Linked DNA regions of Homo sapiens: all the other regions are linked to region 3. The links are chromatin contacts, found by Hi-C or POLR2A ChIA-PET in ENCODE. All regions are on one chromosome and are shown on one strand. The core of a region is the stretch at or near the end of the contact, and the rest is flanking DNA. Distances in the headings are between cores, read along the strand shown. Region 1 holds the start of GLCCI1 (glucocorticoid induced 1). Region 2 overlaps ICA1 (islet cell autoantigen 1). Region 3 overlaps LOC107986764 (a long non-coding RNA gene). Region 4 overlaps ICA1 (islet cell autoantigen 1).

The links. A loop is a pair of places that touch in the nucleus more often than their neighbours do. ChIA-PET counts read pairs that join two places held with the same protein, here RNA polymerase II (POLR2A). Pooled maps may share reads with other maps.
Region 1: a pooled map shows a loop between it and region 3 (4-fold over the local background). The contact joins the promoter of GLCCI1 here to the enhancer-like site in region 3. A Hi-C loop is called at or near these places in 1 of 37 single-sample maps with no recorded cell type and 2 of 50 pooled maps. POLR2A ChIA-PET finds 5 or more read pairs at or near these places in 1 of 52 experiments (OCI-LY7).
Region 2: a loop to region 3 is called in a pooled map, with 4 times the contacts of the local background. The contact joins two enhancer-like sites. A Hi-C loop is called at or near these places in 2 of 37 single-sample maps with no recorded cell type and 4 of 50 pooled maps.
Region 4: a pooled map shows a loop between it and region 3 (21-fold over the local background). The contact joins two enhancer-like sites. A Hi-C loop is called at or near these places in 3 of 37 single-sample maps with no recorded cell type and 4 of 50 pooled maps.

What each region holds. Positions count from the first base shown.
Region 1 is chr7:7,967,365-7,970,118 of GRCh38, reverse strand. It overlaps GLCCI1 (glucocorticoid induced 1), which reads right to left and starts at 1,323. Exons shown (of 8, transcript NM_138426.4): 1 at 312-1,323. The coding sequence starts at 768. GLCCI1-DT (GLCCI1 divergent transcript) reads left to right here and starts at 1,367. Exons shown (of 5, transcript NR_110018.1): 1 at 1,367-1,575. RefSeq lists silencers at 431-510, 601-660, 741-1,140, 1,351-1,500.
Region 2 is chr7:8,114,266-8,116,965 of GRCh38, reverse strand. The region is part of intron 13 of ICA1 (islet cell autoantigen 1); the gene reads left to right. Among named protein-coding and RNA genes, the nearest start is that of ICA1, 150 kb to the left of the region's middle. RefSeq lists enhancers at 2,414-2,603, 2,624-2,700. Within about 2 kb of position 1,250, at least 4 of the 41 ENCODE cell types and tissues checked have a DNase peak (open chromatin) inside an H3K27ac peak, as active enhancers do.
Region 3 is chr7:7,320,471-7,323,227 of GRCh38, reverse strand. All of the region lies in intron 1 of LOC107986764 (a long non-coding RNA gene), which reads right to left. Among named protein-coding and RNA genes, the nearest start is that of LINC03016, 67 kb to the right of the region's middle. RefSeq lists enhancers at 1,435-1,484, 1,535-1,634. Within about 2 kb of position 1,309, at least 3 of the 41 ENCODE cell types and tissues checked have a DNase peak (open chromatin) inside an H3K27ac peak, as active enhancers do.
Region 4 is chr7:8,130,759-8,133,458 of GRCh38, reverse strand. The region is part of intron 12 of ICA1 (islet cell autoantigen 1); the gene reads left to right. Among named protein-coding and RNA genes, the nearest start is that of ICA1, 130 kb to the left of the region's middle. Within about 2 kb of position 1,343, at least 6 of the 41 ENCODE cell types and tissues checked have a DNase peak (open chromatin) inside an H3K27ac peak, as active enhancers do.

The sequences.
Region 1 (2,754 bases), core at 74-2,573, 650 kb before region 3:
CAGCTTCTCCTTCCCCGGCTACAAACGGCAAACACACGAATGAGCTAGCCAGCTCTTAAACTGAAAAACCTCTCGAAGCAGGCGAGTGATGGAAGAGAGACTCTGAGGGGCGGCATGAGGGTCAAATAAAAGTCGCTTTTCAGTTCGCTCCTCCAAGCCCCACAGCGACCGCAGGGGGGTGAGATTCCCAAAGCCACTTTCACACCTTCGATAATGCACTAGCAAAGAGAAGCCCGAAGAGGCTGAAGTTTCCACGGAGGGCACCGTCGGGGAGACGCAGCCCGGGAGGACGGGAGGGTTGGGCTCGCTACCTCTGCACACGGGCGAGCCGGGGCTCCGTCTCTCAGGTGAGCTGCTCCTCCGGTGGCTCTCTGGGGACCGTCTCGGGCGGCCCTTGGCCCGCGGCGCCTGCTCGGCCGGGGCTGCGGCCGCCGGCGGCGTCGGGCTGGACGGGCTGGGGCCGCGGGCCGCGCCGGGCCCCGGGAGGCTGCCCAGCGAGGCGGCGGCAGCGGCGACGGGCGGACGCGTGGGACTGTGCTGGCTGCCCCGCAAGAGCTGGTAGGGCACCGTGGCGCGGATGGGCTGCAGCAGCCGGCCGGCTCCCGCAGCCGGGGCGCAGCCCACGCCGCCGCCGCCGCCCGCACCGTTCCCGCTCCCGGCGGCGGCGACGGCGGGCGGGGACCCCGCGGCGCTGCGCCTCATCCTCTGCGACGGGGGATGAGGGGTCTGAGAGGAACTGGAGGAGGAGGAGGAGGAGGCAGTGGACATGGTGGCTCTGCGGGCCCTGGACGCCGCCGGCCGACACGGAGGCGCGGGGCGGGAGGCGCGCGAGCGTGTGGGAGCCGGCGCGATAGTGCGTGCGAGTGTGTAAGGGGGAGGGGCGGGGGTATCGCTGTGGGGGAGGAGTCTCGGGGCTCCCCCTCCCCAACGCACACCCCCGCCGCCTCGGCGAGGGGGGAGGGGAAGGCTGCGAAAACAAACGTCCAACGGCCGCAACCGCCCGGCTGGGCTCGGTGTGGCGGTCACGGCCGGGGCCGCAAGGAGCCCGGAGCCGCCGCCGCCACCGCTCCAGGCATCGTGCTGACAGGGCAACGGCCCGGATCACGCAGCCCCGAGGGCCGCTCGCAGCCTTCTCCTCAGCCCTCGCAGGGCTGCACGCACGGGAGAACCCGGCAGCTGCAAGGAGGGCCGGGACCCCTGCTTCTGGGGACCAGGGTAGAGAGAAAGGGCCTCGAGGTGCTGGCGCTCCTCGGAGTCCGCGCCACCGCAAACGCCGCCGCCGCCGCCGCCGCTTCTACCCACTCCTCACTCCGAATGGCAACTAATTCGCCCCAGCCGCACCCCGCCCCCGGCACCGCCTCCCAGCGCCCAGGACCCGGCAGCTGCCGCAGCGAGCATTTCCATTGGCTTAGGCGCTCCCCACTAGAACTCGAGTGATTGGTTCTGGAATAGGAGTGAGAGAAGCAGTGTCCAATGACAATGGTGCCTCCTACTTTGAAGGCGGGGCGTGAGGGGTGGCAGCGTGAGGTGGGGGCTGTGCGCGCAGGGAGGAGCGTAAAAGTTGACAGCCTTGAGGTAAGTGCGAGACTAGGAAAGTGGGACTGTGTGTGTCCTGCGCGTGTCCCGACACCCCCAGACACGCAAACGCCCCGCTAGGCAGGTTGCAGGGGCTCCACCCTCCTGGGCCGTCTGTATGACTTGAGACACAGGACACATGAGGCAAACTTTAATTTGCAAGTACACCTGCATCCGGTGGGATGTTTTAGTTAGAACCAGAAGACTGGATCTCTTTTAGTAAGCTGAGTTTTCGTGACCAGTAGCCTTATTAATCAAAAGAACTTCTGGTGATCAGGAGAAATGTCTGGAACCTGCACTGAACAAAGTAAAATACTCTTACAGCCTAACATTTGTAGTTATGCAGTGAAAAGAGATTATCAAGTTCTATGTTCCAAGACAATAACACTGAATAGCAGGGGTCAACAAGGAATTTTATGTCATTACACCATCAGTTAGATATATTAATGAAGGGCGCCCCTGGCTTTTCCGAAGCAGATAGCTTCTTGGGAGGAATAAATACCAGATGTAATGTAATAATCCATTGTGGTAAATTTGTTTTTTATTCTGTAATGAAACTGAAAGCGTACAAAGATTTTGGATGACTATCAAAAACATAAATTTACCCCACAGTAAACCAAGGTTTTAAACCTTAATCGGGAGCAATTAATGTAAGGATCTTCATCAGATAACTTTCATTAATTTTCAAGAGGTTAAAAGAGAAGCACAATGTCAAATTGGTCTGCTCGTGGTGTCTGCCCACACTGACAAGCTTCCTCTGATTTCAGGCACTATATGCAGGGGTCACTTTCACGTACAGGAGCCATCCTTCTTTTCTTCCTTGTGTGTTCAGACGAGAAAGCATACTAGGTTCAGTAAAAAAATTGATGAAACTCAATAAAAATACAAAAATTTCATGCAGTACTTCATCCAAGTAAAACTAGTGATAGTTCCTCAGTTTACCACATATTATAATAAGAGCTAACATTTATTCACCATGTGCCAGCCGCTATTCTAAGAACATTATGTGTGTTAATTCATTCAGTCCTCATATAATCCACAAGGTAGATACTATTATTATCCTTACTGTGGTCTCAGTTGTGGCATAAATAAGCTGTCTTGCCTGAGATCACATAGTTAGTATATGGGGAGCTAAAAATTTCACCCAGACAGACTGGCTCAAGAGTCTGAGGAAGCACT
Region 2 (2,700 bases), core at 1-2,500, 790 kb before region 3:
GATTACAGTTCAAGGTGAGATTTGGGTGGGGACACAAAGCCTAACCATATCACAAGCCAAATACCATTGTAATGGGGGGCATAAAGTTAACGAGGGATTTCTTTCCCCCTCATATATTTGGACTGGACTGTTATTTACTTATCTGTATTAATTAAATCTCCCAATTTAAATTAGCTGTGTAGAAAATAAAAGGACTGGATCATATTGGAAGTCGAGAAGATGTGCAGTTACTAGTCCTATTGCTTCATTTAATGGTGTTCTCTTTTTTAAGCTTTTCCCCATTTGTGACAGAAAAACAAGGCACCTGCTTTCCTTAGAGCACCACTGATAATCTTTGGTATGATCATGAAACGATTGTGCTTGAGAAGAAAAATGGGCATAAATAAAGCTAAAAAGCAAAGATGCCTTATCCATAGCAATAGTTTATTTGCTTTTCAGAATCTAACCTTTTCCTTCATTTTTCATATTTTTGGATTGGGTTCGATGATGCATATCTCCTATCTCCTCAAATGTATTCCAGTATGAGGAACATGGGAGAAATGTCTTATTTTTATTCGGAGGCAACCACGGATGTGGCCATCAACTGGTGGGTCCATGTGACTTCTTCACTAGATCTGATATGCTCTGGTTTTGAATATTAGACTGGTCAGAGAGCAATGTCAATCCCCCTCCTACTCCATGGCCAGTACCAAAGACAAGCAGTCCAAATGACAACAGCCCTGCAGTGAAAGGTAATAACAGCATTTTGTCTCTCTGAAATGACAGCTGCCTTCCTTTCCAGTGGCCTAACCTGTTTTCTGTACTACTTTGCTAATTTCCATTTGAACATCTAGGGCTCAAGACAGGGCTATGAGATGGAGAATTTCGCATAATCCCAGAAATTACATTCTGACTTCTTTTTCTGGCTTAATGTCCTCATTCATAATTCCCTTTATCAAATTGTACCTAATGTGGATGAGTCAAATATCTACATGTGGTTGGGTGGTCCCCAAGTTTGGTTGGAAATACCAAGGTATGAAAGGCCTCTGAGGTTTGCTATTTTTAGCCAGAAATACCATTGCCACCACCAAATAGGGCATTTAATTTGTGCACCTCAGAAAGGGCCAGGTTTCATAGTTGTCAAAAGAGGTCATTTCAAGTTCATGAGATCTGTTCTCTTTTGGGACAGGTCCCCCAAGGGAGCCTCTGCTCGACTGAAGATATCATCTGTGTTTGCAGCTCTAGCTCTGTTTCTTTGGTATCACTGACTTTCTCTTGTTGGCCACAGGAAGTTGAAGGAAGTGTGTACTCCATTATCATCAAAAAATGTTCCCATGATGCTCTTTTAAGTGTTATGCAAATAAGTTGCACCTGCTTTGTCTCCAACAGTGGCTGCCTGGGGAATGTGAGGATTGTCCCAAAGCACAATCACTGGCTCCTCACGGCAAGGCCATGAGAACGCTCAGAAGACCTCCTAAGACCCTTGAGGAGGTTAGAAGGAAGGGGAAACAAGCATGTAGCATCTTTTCACTAGAGTCGTCTTTAAGATATTTTGATATCCTCTAGCAAGAATAGAGATAGGCTAATCCAGCGAAATCAGTATTGCCTTTTTTTAGGCAATACCCTGCCCACTCCCCCTCCAACTAAGCTACAGTGAGCTCTCTTGTCTCTGATACTCATATCAAGATAAACCAGATGATTCCAGGGCTAATTGCACATGGAATTCAATGTTACATAGTAATAACTTGCATATTACCCACTAGTCTTGATATAGTTTTCTCACCATCATAGATACACTGATTTTTACATGTAGATACATTAATATCTACAAAAGACTTTTTTTACAAAAAGAGGGAGGGGAATCCGAAGTATAAAGTGATCGGTACACTATCTTAGCATTTCAGTGCCATTTTGATGAAAGGATCAAAGGCCCTGTTTATACTGATATAATCCCATTGCCTCTATCCCCTCACTAACCACTTTTAGCAACTTGTCCTACCAACACTTCCTGAGACTCTTTTCAGCCAGATGGCAAGCACATTCCTAGCTGCTCTCAGCTAGAAGGATCACCCATCAGAGACGTTTTCTTCATGTTTCTGACACTCCCACCTGTTGGAGAAGAAAAAAACACAGGTCATCCAAGCCAATGAACTTAGATTCTCATGTGGAATGATTTATGTATTTTAAACAAAGCCTTCATCTTATTTAGAAATCACTTGCATGAGGCACTCTTTTGAAAATGTTCTCCTCATCTGGAAAATAATTTGGCTGTATAATCGTGGTATTCAGGAAGTTAGGGCAGGTGTTTAGGTGGAAGAGCAGAAGGGAGTATTCCAATGAGGCTGAAGAGTGAGGGGAATTGACCCCCTGGGAGAAGGGAAGGCATGTCAGGGCCCTCCTTTTAACAGGAAAGGATTGAAGAAGGCAGTGACCCTGAGAGAAGAGGAGAAGCCAGGCCTGGGCGCCAAACACTTTTGGGCCTGTTGCTTTGAAGGGTAGAAAGAGTGGCCATAATATTTCTCCTGACCCAGCAGATTTGAAAAGATTCCTCCAGCAGACAGTGGAAAGCCCCTTGCTTCCTCAGCCATTCAGTCTGATTTCTGAAATAACTATGCTATTTCCTGGTTGTGGTGAAGTGGCAGGGCCCGAGGGTTTGATCAGCTTTTCATGGGCTATGGCCATTAGTGGGGTTGGGGTGCAGGTGGGAGTTTGTTAACACAA
Region 3 (2,757 bases), core at 60-2,559:
GGTAGGATCTTCAGGCCTATGTTTGATGGTGGTGATCTGAAACATTACTGCCTCATTCTTCTCCCAGTAGGGCCATCCTTTCCCTCTCTCCTATTGTCTCTAGTCCCTTTACCTATTTTTCTGAGCCCAAGGTAACATCAGCAGCTGGTACAAAGTTCAGGCATAGAAATGAAGCAGGTTCCAAGGTTCTATAGGAGAAGAAAAGTACCTTTTTCTCTGCTCACCCTAGGTTAATGGCTGAGACTCCTATACGAAGAAAAAAGCAACACATTTATTTAATATGAGTTTTACTAAAGCTGAGTATAAGTTTTATTAAATCTGAGTGTATTTTATGGTAGGTTTGAGGAAGAGTGAATAATGGGGAGGAAATGTGATAGGATGAAGGAATGGCATGATCGAATGGTAATAAACTGGCACAAGGTGTCATATTTTGGGGGGGGGGGTAGCATGTCCCAAACCCCGTCAGTTCTCTGATATAAAGGAATTGGCAAGTCCTCTGTGACCTTAAAATATCTATTCCATCTACTTGCCACTTATCTGAAGTCCTTCCATTAGGTTGACCAGTTATGCCTTTGAGCTAAGACACTGCCTCCTGGGGCCTCTTTTTCGAAGTGGAAAGAGCTCTGGGCAGGGTTTGACAAGAAAAGCTGTCACAAGCTCCCAACCATGAACCCACAGAGCATGCCTGCAAGCTGCTTTGTCCCGGGGACTCCATGATATTGCTTGGGACTGAACCATAACCACGTGGCTCTCCTTTACCAGATATAGAAAGACCCAAGAGCCCACCATTCCTCCCCTAATGATAAGAAAAAACCCAATAAGTTACAACATCGTTGTATAAAAAAACCAAAATGTTTGAACTGTAGGGTAAAAATAATAACCCTCAACAGGTTCTTATTGAAACTGACCCCTGTTACAAAAGACAAATTCAGAAGAGAAAAACAAACAGAAGTTTATTAACATGTATATTTCATATATACATGTCTTTGTAAATCTACATCCTGCTTTTAGGAAAAAAGAGGAAAGGCAGAGAGTGTGCCTGCGTCCATTTCCTGTTAATGGCCTTCAGCTCAACATTCCTTCATATTTTTGGGAGGCATATGCTGATATCCCACAGAAGTAAATGGTAAACAGAACCCAGCTGGGGCTATGACAGAGCCCAGAGCCAACTCAGCTACATTGATCAAACTGACTGGGCTCCTACACAAGTGGCCCCAGCTGAAGCTGTCAACCAACTTTAAGCGTTTCGCCCCAGTGAACTTGTTGTGGAAGTCTTCTCTTTCACAGTGTGAGAATGACAGGGCTGGATCAGACAATAGCCCCGAGCATGACTAACCTGCCCTGGGTGTGTTTTCGGTCATGCAAATATGAACATTGACATTGACATAAGCAGTTCTGCCCGGGCCAGGACTGTTCTTCCTCTGTGTCTCAAATTCCTTTGGAGGGTTTCCAGCAGGAAAATCACTGGACCCTGAATTGACACTACTCTTAACCAGCACATTCTGTGCTGGCATTTTAGATCTAACTATCAGTGTTTGTAGATGACACTTTGAAAGTCATTCTCTTTGAGAGGCAACACTTTCCCCCGTCTTTCCTCCTCTTAGACTTTTCATTTCTCCTTTGCCTTCCTTTAACCCTCTACAACACACACACATACCCTCTGCCTGGGTTCCAAAGCTAGCCTCACTGACCCGAGGCATGGGTCTTGAGCCAGGCAGTCAGTTCTCATCCACGTTGACCTGCACGATTCTGCCAGCCCACTCTCTAGGGGGCTGGGGGGTTCCACCAGTGTCTCCAGCAGTTATGGCTGAAGTCTTATGCGAACCCACACTTGTACAAGTTACCCACAATGTTGAAATACTTTTAGACTTTGTAATTCAAATTTAGGCCTTTAAATGTGTCAAGCCTACTTTTCACTTATGATCAAAAATTTTGCTTTTGTGTTTTCTTGCTTTACCAGGCAGTCACTAAAAGGAATGAAGCCTTCCATTTTTGGAGATCAAGTTTTGTAGGAGCTTATTTTTATTGTAGTTCATGGATTTTTTTTTTTTTTTTTTTTTTTCTTTTTACAGTCTTGATTTCATCCAGGCTCAAGCAGCATGACCGGAGCAATTCATTGATAACCAACAAGAGAATTAATTGTAAGGAAAAAATGTAAAGTCATAAAAGAAGGTCAAGGGTTGGTCCTTCTAACACAGCCATTTTACAGGCAAAGAAAGCCAAGTTTAAAGATTGTTCAAGCAACATGACCAAGGCATACCGCTGTATAGGACTAGCAGAGATGGCCCAGGAATCATGGCCTGCCATCTCCAACCCCACGTTATTTCTGTTTTGTGGGATGACAGGAGTGCTTTGGCCAGGAGAGCCATGGGTAAAGACCACACAACTAGCATTGTCACTTGGGATTATGTTCAGTTGTCACATAACAGAAAACAAATGCATCACAGTATCTTAAACAAATTGGGGATATGTATTTTTTTCCATGAAAAAAGAATCAAAAGGTAAATAGTTCAGGACTGTCCTGGAGGCTCCACACCATGATGGAATAATTCAGGTTCCTTCCAGCTTCCCTGCTCACCTTCATTAGGAAGTATCCATAGTCTTCCTGTTGTCAGGATGTATTTCCAGTTGTCACATCCATGTTCCAGGCGGAACAAAAAGGATGAGCTAAGGGAAGCAAGCTCTCATTGCCACTGAGTTACTCCCTTTTAAAGAACTTTCCAAATTCCGCGCTCTATGCCTTCTGTTTACTTCTCA
Region 4 (2,700 bases), core at 94-2,593, 810 kb before region 3:
AACCCTATCTCTACAAAAGTTTTAAAAGTTAGCCAGGCATGGTGGCATGTGCCTGTAGTCCCAGCTACTCAGAAGGCATTCAAGCCTGGAGTGCTATGGTTGCACCACTGCACTCCAGCCTGGATGACAGAGTGAGACTCTATAAAGAAAAAACAAGAAAAGAAAAGAAAGAAATGGAATTTATTTCTTAGAGTTATAGGGGCTAAAATGTCCAATTCTGAGGGGACACATCTGGTGAGGGCCTTTTTTGCTGAGTCCTAAGGCGGCTTAGGGCATCACATAGTGAGGGGGCCGAATGTGCTCCCTCAGGTCTCTGTTCCTCTTCTTATAGAAGCTACCAATCCCACTCCCATGATAATCCATTAATTCATTAATCCATGAATGGGTTAACCCATTTGTGAGGGCAGAGCCCTCATGACCCAATCACCTCTTAAAGGCCGCACCTCTCAAGCTGCCGCACTAGGGTTTAAATATCAGCATGAGTTTTGGAAGGGACAGATATGCAAACCATAACACAGACTAAGCAAAGATACACAGTAAGAGGGTTCCTCTATGGAGCACCAGCAGCTTCACCAATGGGCAAACCCAGAAGGGCTCCCAGACAGGAATTTGCAAATGGAGTTCCAGAAAGAACTTGGAATTGGAGGTAGAGATTGGAGAACCTTCTGAGGTGACATTGGAACCCTAAGAATAGAAAAGATCTTCTATAGAGAATGTAGGGAAGGTATGATGGTTTGGGATGAAACCTTAAGGGCAGCCAGAATAGGAGGAGGCAGTGGAGAAGGTACTGTCAGGGAGATGGGAGGTCATCCGAGAGAGCCGCCTCATGGGGACTCCCAGGAGATAGCAGCATTTCCAGGCTGGGCAGTGGTACAAATGATGCTGTACAGGTAAAGGCCTGGGAAAAGAGCCTCAGAACTGGCAATGAGGATCTCACTGCTGACCTTCAAGAGAGCTATTTCAGTATAGGGTGGGGGCAGGAACTTAATTACAGGCAGCTGAGAAAAGAGTAGAGCCAAAGTAGAGTATGTGGTTGTGGAAGGAAGAAGAAACCAGAACAGTAACTTGAAAGTGTGAGGGGAGGGTGGAGAGCAACATCAAGTGAAGGCTGATTATTGTTGAGATAGGCACACATCTCCTGCGGCTAGGGGAAGGAAGCATTGGAAAATGAAAGACTAAAGGTGCTGGATCTGAATAATGGTGGGAACAGAGCAGGCTTCAGGAAGGAGGGGAGGGCATAGAGAGGGCTTATCTTAGAAAGGAGAGGCAATGCCTGCAAGGTCACGGAGTTGGAGACAGGTGAGGATGTGAGTACGTCATGTCTGTTGGCTCTTATTTTTGCAGCAGTGTCTGTAGTTAGGTTATCTGGTAAGCAAGTAAACACAGAGACTTGGGAGCCTGCAAGAGAGTGAAGGGAACTTGGTGTAGCATCTGTGGGTTTGGCACCTGAGAGATCCTCAACCCTTGTTCATCCTTTAACACAAAAGCAGGATTGGGGCACCATAACCCAGAAGCAGTCCACATCTGCATGGGTGGAAGCCCTGACTCCAGTTGGGAGTTTCTTACTAGAGTTTCTCCCAAAGAGCTTATCACATCTCTGCATGTGTCTCCATTATCTCTCAGTTGAGTTGAATTTTTTTCAAAGAAAATGATAGCATGATTCTCAAGAGCCAACTGACTATAGAGCTATTTCTCAAGTCTCAACTTGTCTGGTTACAGACCTGAACCCGTCCTTTTCTACTTGTAGTTAGATTTTTCTTACGTGTTATGTGTAATAATTTTAAGCATCTTAATTATCAGTGCAATAATTGGGAGGTTTTTGTGTTTTATGGTTCAAGTCAGTGCCAGTTTCATTGCTTTTAGCTAAGTAGTAAGTTCTCTTAAAAGAGAAAATGTGCACTGTGTGGCCTGTTAGCTGTTGAATAATCAAGAAGCCAAATAAAAGGCTAAATTCATTGGTAGACCTCAGTGTAGGCAAAATCTGTATTTAGAACTGGCTGTAGGCAATATCCTCACCAAGGGTCCTTTTCTCTTTTCTGTCACTAAAAAGTTTGAGTTGAATAGGATATGTATTAGTAAAAAGTTTTCTGATTGCAAGTGATAGAAAAACCCTATTTGAAATAGTTTAGGTTTAAATTTTTAAAAGCAAAAAAGAATGTATTGATCCATGTAATGGGGACACTCAGTTGTGGATTGGCTTCAAGCAAGGCTGGATCCAGGCGCTTAGACAATGTTGTCAGGATTCTCTCTCCACTTCTTGAGGCTGTTTCCCTCTATGTGTTGACTTCATTATCACTGGGAGCCTGAAATTTGCATCTTTAGAGCTTGGAATCCCAAAGAAAGAGAGGCCCTCTTCCATTAAGTTTCTATATACCAAATTCCGGGAGGTGTCCGGCATGTGTCCACCCCTGAGCCAATCACCATGCCTGGGGGATGGAGGACTCTGGCCAGCCTCATCAGTCATTCACTGGGGTGGAGGGTAAGGAGTCATTTCCAGAGGCATCTCACCAGGATCACATGGAGAAGGCATTTTCCCAAAGGGAAAACTGAAGAAGCAGAGGGAAGGGATGCTGAGTTAGCAAAAACCACCAAAGTCCATTATAAACACCATAGCACAAAACCTAAACAATAAAAACAAAGATGGAGCTATTACAGTCTGTGGTTATTTTTAGAAGGCTTACAGTTTATTATTTGTTCTTG